Linked DNA regions of Homo sapiens: regions 1 and 3 are each linked to region 2. The links are chromatin contacts, found by Hi-C or POLR2A ChIA-PET in ENCODE. All regions are on one chromosome and are shown on one strand. The core of a region is the stretch at or near the end of the contact, and the rest is flanking DNA. Distances in the headings are between cores, read along the strand shown. Region 1 overlaps DENND6B (DENN domain containing 6B). Region 2 overlaps SBF1 (SET binding factor 1). Region 3 overlaps PLXNB2 (plexin B2).

What was found. Hi-C counts contacts between places; a loop is a spot of excess contacts on that map. ChIA-PET counts read pairs that join two places held with the same protein, here RNA polymerase II (POLR2A). Pooled maps may share reads with other maps.
Region 1: a loop to region 2 is called in a pooled map, with 2.2 times the contacts of the local background. The contact joins two enhancer-like sites. A Hi-C loop is called at or near these places in 1 of 50 pooled maps. POLR2A ChIA-PET finds 5 or more read pairs at or near these places in 2 of 52 experiments (BJ and Panc1).
Region 3: a pooled map shows a loop between it and region 2 (2.5-fold over the local background). The contact joins two enhancer-like sites. A Hi-C loop is called at or near these places in 1 of 50 pooled maps. POLR2A ChIA-PET finds 5 or more read pairs at or near these places in 4 of 52 experiments (A673, Caco-2, HEK293 and 1 more).

What each region holds. Positions count from the first base shown.
Region 1 is chr22:50,310,590-50,315,045 of GRCh38, forward strand. DENND6B (DENN domain containing 6B) reads right to left here. Exons shown (of 20, transcript NM_001001794.4): 10 at 4,210-4,332; 11 at 4,016-4,111; 12 at 3,811-3,905; 13 at 3,618-3,683; 14 at 3,225-3,289; 15 at 3,046-3,135; 16 at 2,857-2,910; 17 at 2,410-2,519; 18 at 1,934-2,036; 19 at 1,754-1,828; 20 at 1-1,672. The coding sequence ends at 1,550. Among named protein-coding and RNA genes, the nearest start is that of PLXNB2, 5.2 kb to the left of the region's middle. RefSeq lists enhancers at 3,698-3,907, 4,038-4,257, 4,045-4,456. Within about 2 kb of position 3,207, at least 2 of the 41 ENCODE cell types and tissues checked have a DNase peak (open chromatin) inside an H3K27ac peak, as active enhancers do.
Region 2 is chr22:50,448,459-50,452,827 of GRCh38, forward strand. SBF1 (SET binding factor 1) reads right to left here. Exons shown (of 41, transcript NM_002972.4): 37 at 85-192. Among named protein-coding and RNA genes, the nearest start is that of SBF1, 24 kb to the right of the region's middle. Within about 2 kb of position 1,441, at least 3 of the 41 ENCODE cell types and tissues checked have a DNase peak (open chromatin) inside an H3K27ac peak, as active enhancers do.
Region 3 is chr22:50,273,418-50,277,889 of GRCh38, forward strand. It overlaps PLXNB2 (plexin B2), which reads right to left. Exons shown (of 37, transcript NM_012401.4): 32 at 4,436-4,472; 33 at 4,174-4,321; 34 at 3,425-3,489; 35 at 3,212-3,287; 36 at 2,472-2,546; 37 at 1,562-2,391. The coding sequence ends at 2,287. Among named protein-coding and RNA genes, the nearest start is that of MAPK11, 5.3 kb to the left of the region's middle. RefSeq lists a silencer at 2,888-2,957. Within about 2 kb of position 2,859, at least 7 of the 41 ENCODE cell types and tissues checked have a DNase peak (open chromatin) inside an H3K27ac peak, as active enhancers do.

The DNA of each region.
Region 1 (4,456 bases), core at 1,957-4,456, 140 kb before region 2:
ACAGTACGTTGCGCTGAATGAAGGCTACATTCCTCGGACTGAATGGGGGCCTCAGAAGAAAAAGAAAAGTCCCGGCCGGGCGCGGTGGCTCATGCCTGTAATCCTAGCACGTTGGGAGGCCGAGGCGGGCGGATTACGAGGTCAGGAGATCGAGACCATCCTGGCTAACATGGTGAAACCCTGTCTCTACTACAAATACAAAAAATTAACCAAGCGCAGTGGTGGGTGCCTGTAGTCCCAGCTACTCGGGAGGCTGAGGCAGGAGAATGGCGTGAACCCGGGAGGCAGAGCTTGCAGTGAGCCGAGATCATGCCACTGCACTCCAGCCTGGGCAACAGAGCGAGACTCCATTTCAAAAAGAAAAAAAAAGAAAAAGTCCCTCCCCCAGCCCTGTGTCCCCTGGCCAGCACCCGCCCGGCCTCACAGGGTACAAAGCCCAGTCTCCATGAGTGGCCCTCCCAGCACCCTGTCGGGCATCTGCATGGCTGGCTCGCTCAGATGAGGAGTCTGAGGGTCTGAGTGGTCAGGGGACCTGCTCCCGGGCACACAGTGCGTGATGCTGAGCAGGGCTTGGCTGTCCGGAGCCCTGACAGTACCGTCACTGTGTGCTGTGCAGGGTCAACACCGTACCTCACCGGCCTCAGTGCCTGCAGGTGTCACGGGGGGAGCATACAACCCAGAGGTGGCTCTTAGGGACGTTCACCCCTTACCAAGGAAAGGGAGACATGCAGGCTCCAGCCAGAGGCAGGGTCAGGCCGAAGTCCAGAGCCCCTTGGGCTGCATGTGGGGGATGGACGGACACACTTGGACAACAGGAGCCCTGTCCACCTCCCAGAAGGGACGCACGGAGCTGGTGCCTGGTGGGGGCTCCAGGACTGGGAGCCAGGAAGGTGCTGTGGCTCTCCGAGAGCCAGGCTGAGCCAGCTCTCCTAGCAGAGGTGCTGGGCTGCACACAGCCCCCTGCCCAACCCCTACCTCCCAACAAACCACAGCCCCAAGCAGGTGGGTGTCCAGAGGAGCACCAGGGGTGGTGAGCAGAGCTCTTCACACTGCAAAGTGGTCTCTCCCTTTCTCAAGTTGATGACTATATGCAAAATAGCCTCCCATCCCCAGACAAGACGGGGGCTGTGTCAGGAGAGGGTCCCTCCTGTCCTGGGCAGCCTGTTGGGCTGAGGGAAGCATCACACACAGCGCAGGGGGGTCGGGGGCCAACAGATGGGCACCGGGAGGGGCAGACGGTAGACGCACCCACATCAGCAAGGGCTCCCAGCCTGTCCCCGCCCCCGTCCCAGCCTAAGGTCTGCAGAGGCCAGGTGGGACCCAGGAGGAGGCAAGGCTCTGCCTGCGAGGAACCCCTATGGTCAAGGCCATGCTGTGGTTCCAAATGTCGCCTTTACTGCTGAGACAATGGTGGTGCAGGAAGGGGAGCCTGCAGTCTGGGCGGGGGGCCAAGGAAGGGGAGCGTGTGCTTGGCCCAGTGCCGCCACCACTGGGGAGTGGGAGGCTCAGGCAGACCTAGGGCCCTGGGACCGTGGCCCTTGGCTTTGTTCTAGGGAGGGCACAAGACAGCCTGCAGGTCTTTGGGCAGGGAGCCGATGACCGTCTCGATGTACAGCTGTGCCCGCTGCAGCGTAGCCTCCTTCACAGGGAGCTGGTGGCCCTGAGCCCGCACCTGGAGGGGCAGCCATGGTCAGGGCAGGCGCAGCTCCGTGCCAGGCTGGTGGCGCTGGGACAAGGCTGGGAGGCATCTTACCAGCTTCTCACGAAGTTTCAGGACCAGGTCCACGACCTCCACCTCGGACTTGTCTTTCATCCAGGTCTCGATGTTCTGCAGGGCAAGACGGGGTCTACTGTCAGCAAGGCCCCTCACTGCCCTGGGCCTGTGCCCACCCCCACCATGTTCTGGCCCTCCCCAACCCCCAGCCTCTCTCACCGCCTCACAGATAGCCTCCAGGTGCAGGGCCTCCAGCTTCAGGGCCATCTCCTTGTGCCGCTGCCGGTACCAGCCATCAAAATGGGGGGACTTGAAAAACCGCCTGTGGGGATTAACAGGCGGGGGGCCATGGGGCTGACCCTGGGGATTGACAGGCGGGGGCCATGGGGCTGACCCTGGGGATTGACAGGCGGGGGGCCATGGGGCTGACCCTGGGGATTGACAGGCGGGGGGCCATGGGGCTGACCCTGGGGATTGACAGGCGGGGGGCCATGGGGCTGACCCTGGGGATTGACAGGCGGGGGGCCATGGGGCTGACCCTGGGGATTGACAGGCGGGGGGCCATGGGGCTGACCCTGGGGATTGACAGGCGGGGGGCCATGGGGATGACCCTGGGGATTGACAGGCGGGGGGCCATGGGGCTGACCCTGTGGACCAAGGAGGGCTCAAGCTGCCTGCACCTGCAGTCCACGCACCTGTAGAGACCCAGCCAGTCGCCCTTGAGGATGCAGGTGAGCTGGGGCCCAGCATGCTCCAGGCTACGCAGGAAGTCATCCTGGCTGAAGGGCTGGATCTGGGGGGGAGTCTGAGAGGGGATGGGTGAGCCAGCACGTGGGAACTCGGCCTCACAGGCCTGCACCCGGTACGCTTCCCAGACACACTCCTCACCACTTCTGAAGACCCCCAGCCCCCACCCTGCCTGGCACAGATCCCAGGACAGCCTTTCCCAGGGAGCAGGCCCTGAGCCCCTCCAAGGGTCCTGCCAGCCACCTGCCCTGTGGCCCCCAGTTTCACAAACATGATGGCCTTGAGGCCTGTGGCTCCTGCCCAGCCACAGCCTCCTGCTCCAGACCTTCCCTCCTCCGGGTGAGGAAGGGAACCCGCCCTCCATGGACCCCACAAAACCCCCACAGGACCCCCACCTTCCAGGGCGTGATGCTCTTCTGCAGGGGCATGAGGCTGGCCATGTAGTGCTCCTGGGTGGGGAAGGGAGGGGAGTGAGCCCGGGGACCCATGCCCCCCAGCCCCATCCCCCGCAGCCCCGTCCCCCCCAACCCCATCCCCCCAGCCCCGTGCCCCCCAGTCCCATGTCCCCCAGCCCCGGGCCTCACCAGGGGGATGATGAAGCTCTGGGTGAGCTCCAGGAGGTGCCGCCGCAGCAGGGCGCTCTGCACATCTGACGGCCGCTTCTTCTGCACGCCCTGCAGGGGAGAGAGGGCCAGGCCCTTGCTGCGCTTCACACCACACCAGGCTCCCTGCGTCCCCAGCCCCTGCCCCACAAACCATATACCTTGAGCAGCCGTTTGAGCAGCGCCTTGTCGCGGTGGAGGTGGGCCGTGTAAGCGGTGTAGAGGCCTGGCGGGAGGGCACAGCTGGCGCCCCACCCTTCAAGGGCCTCCCTCCCACACTCCTGCAGCCCCACAGAGGAGCCAGGGTGGGGGTCTCATCTGCCTGCAGCCCCATGCCCTTGGCTGCACCTGAAAATCTCACCCACCCACCCCCCAGACACCGAGACCCACTGAAGAGAAGAGAGCGACCCCTCCCCAAGGGTTCTGAGCTCTGCTGCTGAGTCCTGGAAGAGGATCAGGGGTCTGGGGGCCTGGCTGCCCCACCCGAGAGACCCGCCAGGTACAAGACAGGCCTCTCCACGGTGGAGGGGCTCCAGGTCGAGGGGAGCACAGACCTGGCTTGGTGTCCAGGGTCTTCAACCTTGAAGGCTTTTTCAGCTTGACTTGCTTAGGCAGGTCTCCTACGAGACACGCCCGGTGGCCAGGCCTCAGTGCCCGCAGCTCTGGCCATCCCCACGGGCTCTGAGGCGGCCCCACACTCAACGAGGCTTCTGAGCAGCACCCCCTGCACCTCACCGGGAGCCTGACCTGACATCTTGGGCTCCCCGACTCGGAGGATGTGGGGCCAGTGCTGGAGTGTTTTGATAAAGAAAGGGTTTGTGACTCCCAGGACCACGTTTGGTCTAGACAGACAGAGAGAGAGAAGAGGCAGAGACAGAGGTCCAGGGAGGTGCAGGAAGGGCGAGAGGCAGGGCGGAGCAAGGGCAAGAGGCGGGGCAGAGGCGGCACTTACGGGGCCTGCGTGCGTGTGGTGAACTCCTTGAACTCGCTGTCATGGATGGTGAAGTAGGGACGGAAGTCGCAGCAGAACCTGAGGGGCTGCAGGCAGCTGTGGGCAGAGGCAGCAGGGAGCAGGTGAGGCAGGGGCAGCCCAGGCACAGCCGCGATGGTCCAGCTTCCCCAGCCGGGACCGGGCCAAGGCGATACCTGGTCAAGGCCAGCACCATCTCCGAGGACACGTCGGGCGAGGGTGCCAGGACTAGCAGGGGCTCCCCGAGGAGCATGAGCTCCCACAGTGTCTGCATATGAGTCAGCACAGGCCGGAAGCACCTGGGGCCGGGCAGGAAGGTCGGGGAGGTCAGGCAGGGGCTGAGACTCCTGGCTCTGGCCCCGCTCTCCCACCGTTCACCCAGGCTGGCCCAGGCACTGGTGAACACAGCACGCTGCTCCAGGG
Region 2 (4,369 bases), core at 191-2,690:
TTGGGACTTGGGTCAGGGCTGGACAGACTCCACTTTCTCCCAGCAACACGCCCACCGTGGACGCTCACACTGGCCCTCACTCACACGGCCGTCTGGCCGGCCCTCGAGGCGCTGTGCAGCCTTCACCCGGTCCCAGGTGTCCTTCCAGCGCTCAGCGGGTTGGCCCAACTCTGTCTCCAGCCTCTGCAGCTCCTGGGGGAAGAATTAATGGCAAGTTTATTCAAAAGGAAATATCCAGACTAGAGCACGAAAAGACAAAAGGAAAACACAGGAAAGAGACACAACGGAAAGGCCTAACGCGTGTGTGACTGGCCACAGGGGGAGGTGGCAAGAGGGAGGGAAGGAATATGCAAAATGAATATTCGGAGACAACAGTTGAAAAATTTCCCAAACTAACCAGAGGCATCAAACAACATAATCAAGAAGCACTACAGACCCCAACAGGGTAAGTTAAAAACACACACCCCGGCCAGGCGTGGTGGCTCACGCCTGTAATCCCAGCACTTTGGGAGGCCGATCACCTGAGGTCAGGAGTTTGAGACCAGCCTGACAAACATGGAGAAACCGCATCTCTACTAAAAATACAAAAAGTTAGCCCAGCATGGTGGCGCACGCCTGTAGGAGAATCGCTTGAACCTGGGAGGCGGAGGTTGCGGTGAGCCGAGAACGCGCCACTGCACACCAGCATGGGCAACAAGAGCAAAACTGCTTCTCAAAAAAAAAAAAGACCACACAATACTGATCTTCAACACTGCAGGGTCCACAATGTCCAGCTTACAATAAAAGAACAGCAGAAAAATGGAGAAAAACATTAAAATAGACCCTGAAATGAAACAGGAGTTAGAACATACAGTAAATTCAAGAGAGTGATTTTAGGGCCAGGCGCGGTGGCTCACGCCTGTAATCCCAGCACTTTGGGTGGCCGAGGCGGGTGGATCACGAGGTCAGGAGTTCAAGACCAGCCTGGCCAAGATGGTGAAACCCCAACTCTACTAAAAATACAAAAATTAGCCGGACGCAGTGGCAGGCACCAGTAATCCCAACTACTCAGGAAGCTGAGGCAGGAGAATCACTTAAACTCAGGGGGCGGAAGTTGCAGTGAGCCGAGATCACACCACTGCCCTCCAGCCTGGGCGGCAAAGTGAGATTCTGTCTCAAAACACACAAACACACACACACACACACACACACACACACACCCCAAAATGGGACAGAAAAACTGCTGAAAAACAAAGAGAAAAGTCCCAAAACCTGCCAGAAGAAAAAAAGACATGCTCTCTTTGAAAGAGCAACAATAAAACTGACGGCTGACTTCAAAAGAGAAACACGAGGCCAACTGTCAACTTCCAGCCATGACAGATAATTAGTCTGAACAGCCCTCCCTCCATATGCAAATGATGAAACTGGACAAGAAGGGGAAGCCGTTGTTTCCAGATGTCAGACAAGCAGTGCAGCTTGAGAGACAGGAGCCTAAGACATGGGACCACATAAGATGGGCCCCACAGTCACCTGTTTTCTGCCCAGCCACAGTGCAGGGAGGCAGGGCCAGAGCAACACACGGGAGCTTGCTGAGCCGAGGAGGCAGAGACGGGACGTCCAGGGGCGCTAGTGCAGCTGGGTCTGCAGGGCAGCCCACAGAGGGGAGGGAGCACCACAGCAAAGGGGCTCTAGAAATCTAGACAGAGCCCTCCTTGAGTCGTTGGCCAAATTAGGCTGCCATGTGCAAAGCAAGATGTCACAAGGCCTGGCAGAGAACAGCTACTAAGAAGCTATGACCTGACGCCGGCAGCAGTGGCTCACACCTGTAATCCCAGCACTTTGGGAGGCCAATGCGGGTGGATAACCTGAGGTCAGGAGTTCAAGACCAGCCTGGTAAACATGGCAAAACCCTGTCTCTACTAAAAATACAAAAATTAGCTGGGCATGGTGGCGGGCACCTGTAATCCCAGCTACTCGGGAGGCTGAGGCAGGAGAATTGCTTGAACATGGGAAGTGGAGGCTGCAGTGAGCCGAGAGTGCGCCACTGCACTCCAGCCTGGGAGACAAAGTGAGACTCTGCCTCAAAAAAAAAAAAACAAAACTATGAGCTGAACCCAAATTCTAGAGGAATGCTAAAAGATACTGGACTTCCAAAAAGCCAGTGTGGCAAGACCTTACCGAAGACACAAAGACACAAAACTCCAACTGAAGCCCTGGAGAGGCCACACGCCTTGGGCTGCTCTATCCCTGGAGCTTCTCTAGAGGTGCTGGAGAGCTGCCCAAACAAAGCTTAGAAACAAGCTTCAAACAGACCAAGCTGACGCACAAGCTCATTACCTACCTGCGAGAATAAAACCCAAGACTCTAAGCTTAAAGAAAGACAACACAGGCAGGGCACAGTGGCTCCCGCCTGTAAGCCCAGCACTTCGGGAGGCCGAGGAGGGAGAATCGCTTGACCCAAGGAGTGTGAGAACAGCTTGGGCAACATGGCAAGACCCCATCTTTATATATATTTTTAAGTTATGTTTCAAGATTTAAAAGAAAAGATGGACATAATGGTTTATCAGATGGGGAATCTCTACAATAAAAAGCGTTAAATTCATTAGATGGGGCCGGGTGTGGTGGCTCATGCCTGTAATCCCAGCACTTTAGGAGGCCAAGGTGAGAGGACTGCTTGAGCCCAGGAGTTTGAGACCTGCCTGGGTGACATAGGGAGACCCCATCTCTACAAAAAAAAAAAAAAAAAAAAAAAAAAAGTAGCCGGCACGTGGCCCACGCCAGTAGTCTTGGCAACTCAAGAGGCTGAATGAAGCAGGATGATTGTTTGAGCCTGGGAGGTTCGGGCTGCAGTGAGCCATGACTGTGCCACTGCACTCCAGCCTGGGCAACAGAGCAAGACCCTGTCTCAAGAAATTAAAAAAAAATTCATTTGATGGGCTTCAGTATATTAAAAACAAGAAAGAAAAGAGTAGTGAACTTGAAGACAAGCCAACAGAAATCATCCAAAATGAATTGCAAAGATAAAGACTGAGAAAAAACAAACAGAGCTTCAGCAACGTATGGGACAATAAAGTTCCAGAAGGAAAGGGAGAGATCATGCAGAAAAAGTAATTTATAGAAGCAATGGCTTGAAATGTATTAAATTTGACAAAAATGATCATCCCACAGACCCAGAAGTTTAAAGAGCCCCAAGCAGGACGAAAGCAAAAACCACAATGGTCAAATTGCTGAAGCCAAAATTAAATGCAAAATCTTAAGGCAGAGAATCAAAGGGTGCCATTATACACAGTTTATAAGGATAAGAATCAACACCAACTTCTAAGCAGAAACAATACAGGCCAGAAAACAAAGTAATATCTTTTTTTTTTTTTTTTTTGAGGCAGAGTCTCACTCATGTCGCCCAGGCTGCAGTGCAGTGGCGCGATCTCAGCTCAGTGCAGCCTCCACCTCCCGGGTTGAAGCGATTCTCCTGCCTCAGCCTCCTGAGTAGCTGGGATTACAGGCACCCGCCACCATGCTCAGCTCATTTTTATATTTTAGTAGAGACGGGGTTTCACCATATTTGCCAGGCTGGTCTCGAACTCCTGACCTCAGGTTATCCACCTGCCTCAGCCTCCCAAAGTGCTGGGATGACAGGCGTGAGCCGCTGCGCCCAGCCTAGTAATGAGATCTTTTAAAGTGACATCAGTTTAACTGCTGAATTAAAAAAAAAAAAAAAAAAAAGAAGCAGCTGTCAACCTAGAAATGCATATCCAGAGAAAATGCCCTTTGCAAAATAAAGGCACCAAGATGTTTTCAGATAAACAAAAGCTGAGGGGATTTGTGACTGGCAGCTCTGCATTACAAGAAATATTAAAAATTCTTCAGGCTGAAGAGAAATAATAACCAGACCAGATTATACTGAAAGAATGAAGAATGTTATAAATGGCAAAAATAGAAGACTTTTTCCTTCTTTCTTAATTTCCTTAAAACAAAGTTGACTATTTAAAACAAAAACAGGGCCGGGCACGGTGGCTCACGCCTGTAATCCCAGCACTTTGCAAGGCCAAGGCGGGCGGATCACCTGAGGTCAGGAGTTTGAGACTAGCCTGGCCAACACAGTGAAACCCCGTCTCTACTAAAAATACAAAAAAAATTTAGCCGGGCATGATGGTGGGTGCCTCTAATCCCAGCTACTTGGGAGGCTGAGACAGGAGAATCACCTGAACTCAGAGGCAGAGGTTGCAGTGAACCGAGATCGCACCACCGCTCTCCAGCCTGGGTGACTGAGGGAGACTCCATCTCTCAAAAAAAAAAAAAAAAAAAAAAAAAAAACCATACTGGGTGTTTATGTCATACGTAAAAATAAAATGTGTGACAGTAACAGGACAGGAAAGGCATGAATGGACAC
Region 3 (4,472 bases), core at 1,609-4,108, 170 kb before region 2:
ACCAGGCCATACAGAGATAGGAGCTGAGGGGACATAGTGAGGTGTGACCAGAAGACAAGAGTGGGAGCCTTCTGTTATGCCCGGACAGGGCCACCAGAGGGTTCCTTGGTCTAGCGGTGACGCCAGCGTCTGGGAAGACGCCCGTTACCAGGCGGGCCGTGGTCCAGCCGTAGCAAAAGGTGTCAAGGAACAACACCCACTACTTAGCAGACCGGGAAAGAGGGGGGGGGGTCTCCCTTTCCCCAGGGGAGTTTAGAGAAGACTCTGCTCCTCCACCTCTTGTGGAGGGCCTGACATCAGTCAGGCTTGCCCGCAGTTATCCAGAGGCCTAAACGTCTCCCTGTGATGCTGTGCTTCAGCGGTCACACTCCTAGTCCACTTTCATGTTCCATCCTGTACACCTGGCTCTGCCTTCTAGATAGCAGTAGTAAATTAGTGACAATACTAATAGTCCCTGATATGCAGAAATAATGGCGTAAGCTGTCTTTCTCTCTGTCTCCTCTCTCTCTCTGCCTCGGCTGCCAGGCAGGGAAGGGACTCCTGTCCAGTGGACACATGACCCACGTGACCTTACCTATCATTGGAGATGACTCACATTCTTTACCCTGCCCCTTCTGCCTTGTATCCAATAAATAACAGCGCAGCCCGACATTCGGGGCCACTACCGGTCTCCATGCATTGGTAGTAGTGGTCTCCTGGGCCCAGCTGCCTTTTCTCTTATCTCTTTGTCTTCTGTCTTTATTTCTACACTCTCTCGTCGCCGCACACGGAGAGACCCACTGACCCTGTGGGGCTGGTCCCTACAGAGCTGCCCCAGTCCAAAGGGGACTCGATCAATGGAGGCCTTGCCCATCAAGAGACCCCAGCCATGACGTGCCCAGGTGGGGAGACAGGCTGGGGCTGCCTGAGAATGGATCCTCGTGAGTGGGTTAGCAGTCCAGACCAGCAGAACCTCAGGATGTGTGCCTGGATCCAGCCACATTTGAAGCTGGGCCTTCACTTTGTGTCTGGAGCACCGAATGCCCTCTGCCTGGGCTGTCTGTATTCTTGGCACACAGGGGAGGCTCTGAGCCCTGCCCGTCCTGGTTGCTGCTGTTCCTAGCGCTCAGGACAGTGCATGCGTGGTGTGCAGCGGGCATTTGGTAAGAATGTGTTGCACGAAAGAAGCCACCAGATGGCACCAGAAGCAGTCCCACCTCCCACCCCCCCCACCTCCCCTCAGCACCTCTCCCAGCCCCCTCCACCTCCCCCCAGCACCCCTCCCAGCCCCCTCCACCTCCCCCAGTACCCCTCCCAGCCCCTTCCACCTCCCCCAGCACCCCTCCCAGCCCCCTCCACTTCCCCCCAGCACCCCTCCCAGCCCCCTCCACCTCCCCCCAGCACCCCTCCCAGCCCCCTCCACCTCCCCCAGTACCCCTCCCAGCCCCTTCCACCTCCCCCAGCACCCCTCCCAGCCCCCTCCACCTCCCCACAGCTCCCCTCCCAGCAGGACCCACAGAGCCCAGGGAAGGGGTGGTGGACAGGGGCACTGCAGCCCCAGGAGGAACACTCAGCCAACCCGCAGAGTGAAAAAGACGCTGTATTTGATTTACAATGAACAAGATTTACAAAAAGGGGTGGGGTGGTCTTGGAACTGCTCCCAGTCCCCCCGGACTGGGTGGGGCTCTAGGGCAGCCTGTCTGACAGACCAGGACCCCAGGATGTCTGGGCCCCGACGTAGGACTTGACCTACGTCTCACTTGACCTTTGACGTGGGGCCCAGCAGCCGTGAGTCCACCCAGAGTGCCGGCACCCTTGGGGAGGCCGGTGAGGTCAGGAAGGCATCGTACCGCTTTTTCTCCTCCTCCCATCTCGTGGTGGACAGACAGACATAGGATCTGGGAACTTGCCCTGGGGGCCACAGGCCCTCAGATCCCCCAGGGGCCCAACCTAGGGCATGGAGGCGGCTGCTGGTGCGTGGGCGGAGGCGGAGGCCAGCTGCCCCCAGCGTGGCAGCGTAAGGCACATTTTCAAATCACTGGAGACTCGACAGTGAACACCCGATGCTGGTTCTGCGGCCGGAGGGAGCTGGGGCTGGGGCTGGTGCTGGTGCGGTGCCCGGCGGTATTGCTCAGAGGAAGATGCTACAGTCTAGACGCTGGGCGGGTTCCGGCTGCACCCACTCCGGCTTGGGGCGCGTTCCAGGGGAGGGTGGGGGCCTCAGCCACAGCCACTCGGCCTCCTCCCCTGAGGGGCTCTCAGGTACCTCAGGTACCTATGTCCCAAGGCAGCACTGGAGATTGTAGGTCAGAGGTCAGTGACCTTGTTCTCCAGTGCAGCGGCAATCTGCTGCAGGCGGAAGGCCAGCTGCATCTTCTGGGCGGCAGGATCCTCCTCCAAGGCATTGATGATCTGAGGGAGGGTCGCATCAGAGCACACCGGGGGACCGCCCAGCACCCCACCTGCCCCCGCCCCCGGGGGCCTGACCCTACCTCGTCATAGTACTTCTGCGTGTATTGGTAGAGCTGGTGGAGTGCCACGAGGGTGTTCAAGGAGTCCGTGTGCGCCTGGGGGGTGACGGGACAGTCAGGGTGGAAAAGGGGCTGTGGGAGCCCCAGGGCTGGCAGGAGTAGTACGGGACGCCCAGGACGAGGCCTCCCCGGGGAAGCAGCTGGGGCCTTGGGCACAGCTGGCACTTGGGGCCCCCCATGTGGCACAGCCTCAGACAGACACCCACGCAGGCAGAGTTGTGCACATCCAACCATCTCAGTGTCTCCCTGTGTGACGCACGGCTGTGGATGGACCCACAGGGACGGGTGCTGTGAGCAGGGCTGTGGGTGGAGCCGCAGGGAGGGGGCGCTGTGGGCACGGCCGTGGGTGCAGCCGCAGGGAGGGGGCGCTGTGGACACGGCCGTGGATGGAGCCGCAGGGAGGGGGCGCTGTGGGCACGGCCGAGGGTGCAGCCGCAGGGAGGGGGCGCTGTGGGCACGGCCGTGGGTGCAGCCGCAGGGAGGGGGCGCTGTGGGCAGGGCCTGGCTCCAAGCAGGAGCAGCTCATACTCCCCACACGCAGCTGTGGCTCACTTCACATGGCCGAGCCCACCTCGAGGTCCCGCCCCACCCTCTCTCCCCCTCAGCACCACATTACCCCTGCCCTGCAGCTCAGGGCCAGGCTCAGCATGGGGTAGTGGGAGCGGGGAGGGCTGTGGGTGCGTCCCTGGTGGTCTCCTTACCCGGGAAATCTCTGCCAGGTGTGTGTTCATGTCCTGGTCGCTGACCTGCACCATCTGCCGGATCCCCTTGTAGTAACTGCAGGGGTGGGAGCATCATACAGTGTGGGCGGCAGGGACCACAAAGGGGGTGGTGGGGGAAACCAAGGCCTGAACCTCCCCGCAGGGGGTCGAGGGTGGGCATGGGGGCCTGGCCTGGAGGGCAGGCAGACTTACTCCTCCACCATCTTCTTGTAGGTGGAGATCTCCTTGGCGTACAGCAGCTTGTTGCTGGGAGAATCCTGTTGGGGACAAAACCCAGTGATGCCTGGCCAAGGGGGCCAGGCTGGGGCTGCTCAGAGTACCCCTGGGTAGCTTCCCCTGCCCCGAACTCCTGACACTTTCATCAAGAAAACTATGGGCCGGGCGCAGTGGCTCAGGCCTGTAATCCTAGCACTTTGGGAGGCTGAGGCAGGCAGATCACCTGAGGTCAGGGGTTCGAGACCAGCCTGCCCAACATGGTGAAACCCCGTCTCTACTAAAAATACTAGCCGTGCGTTGTGGCACATGCCTGTAGTCCCAGCTACTCAGGAGGCAGCGGCGGGAAAATCGCTTGAACCTAGAAGGCGGAGGTTGCAGTGAGCAGAGATCGCGCCACTGCACTCCAGCCTGGGCGACAGAGAGAGACTCCATCTCAAAAAAAAAAAAAGAAAACTACTTATTTTGTGATCTGTAGTAAAACTCAGTTTCTCTGCTCGTGTGCTGTGGTGAGAGGTCTCAGGAGGAGAGAGGGCAAGGGCTCTCGGGATCTCCCAGGCTCTGCCGGGCCCCTGTGCCCCCAGCCTCCGCCACCCGTCACCTCCTACATCAAGGGCTCCAGCCCAAGATATTCAAATCCACACCCCAGACAAGGTCCCAACTCACAAGATGCCTCCTGGGGACAGACCCAGGCCTCCCTGCCCCAGACCTGCCCCCACCCCACTCACGCGGCTCAGCTTATGCTCCGTGCGCGTGCAGGCATCCATGAAGGTCTGCGCGATGACTGACAGCGAGGCGTCCACCACCTCGTGGACATGCACGTCAAAGATGAAGTGGGGGTTCTTGAGGATGTTCACCCAGAACCGGAGCGGTAAGCTGAGGCAGAGCAGCAGGGAATGAGAGCCGGGGCTGGGCCGCGGGGTGGGTGTGGAGCCTCCCAAGTGAGAGGCGGAGCCGGGGCTGGGCCGCGGGGTGGGTGTGGAGCCTCACCTGTTCGTCTTCCAGATGTGGATGGTGTCTTCATCCT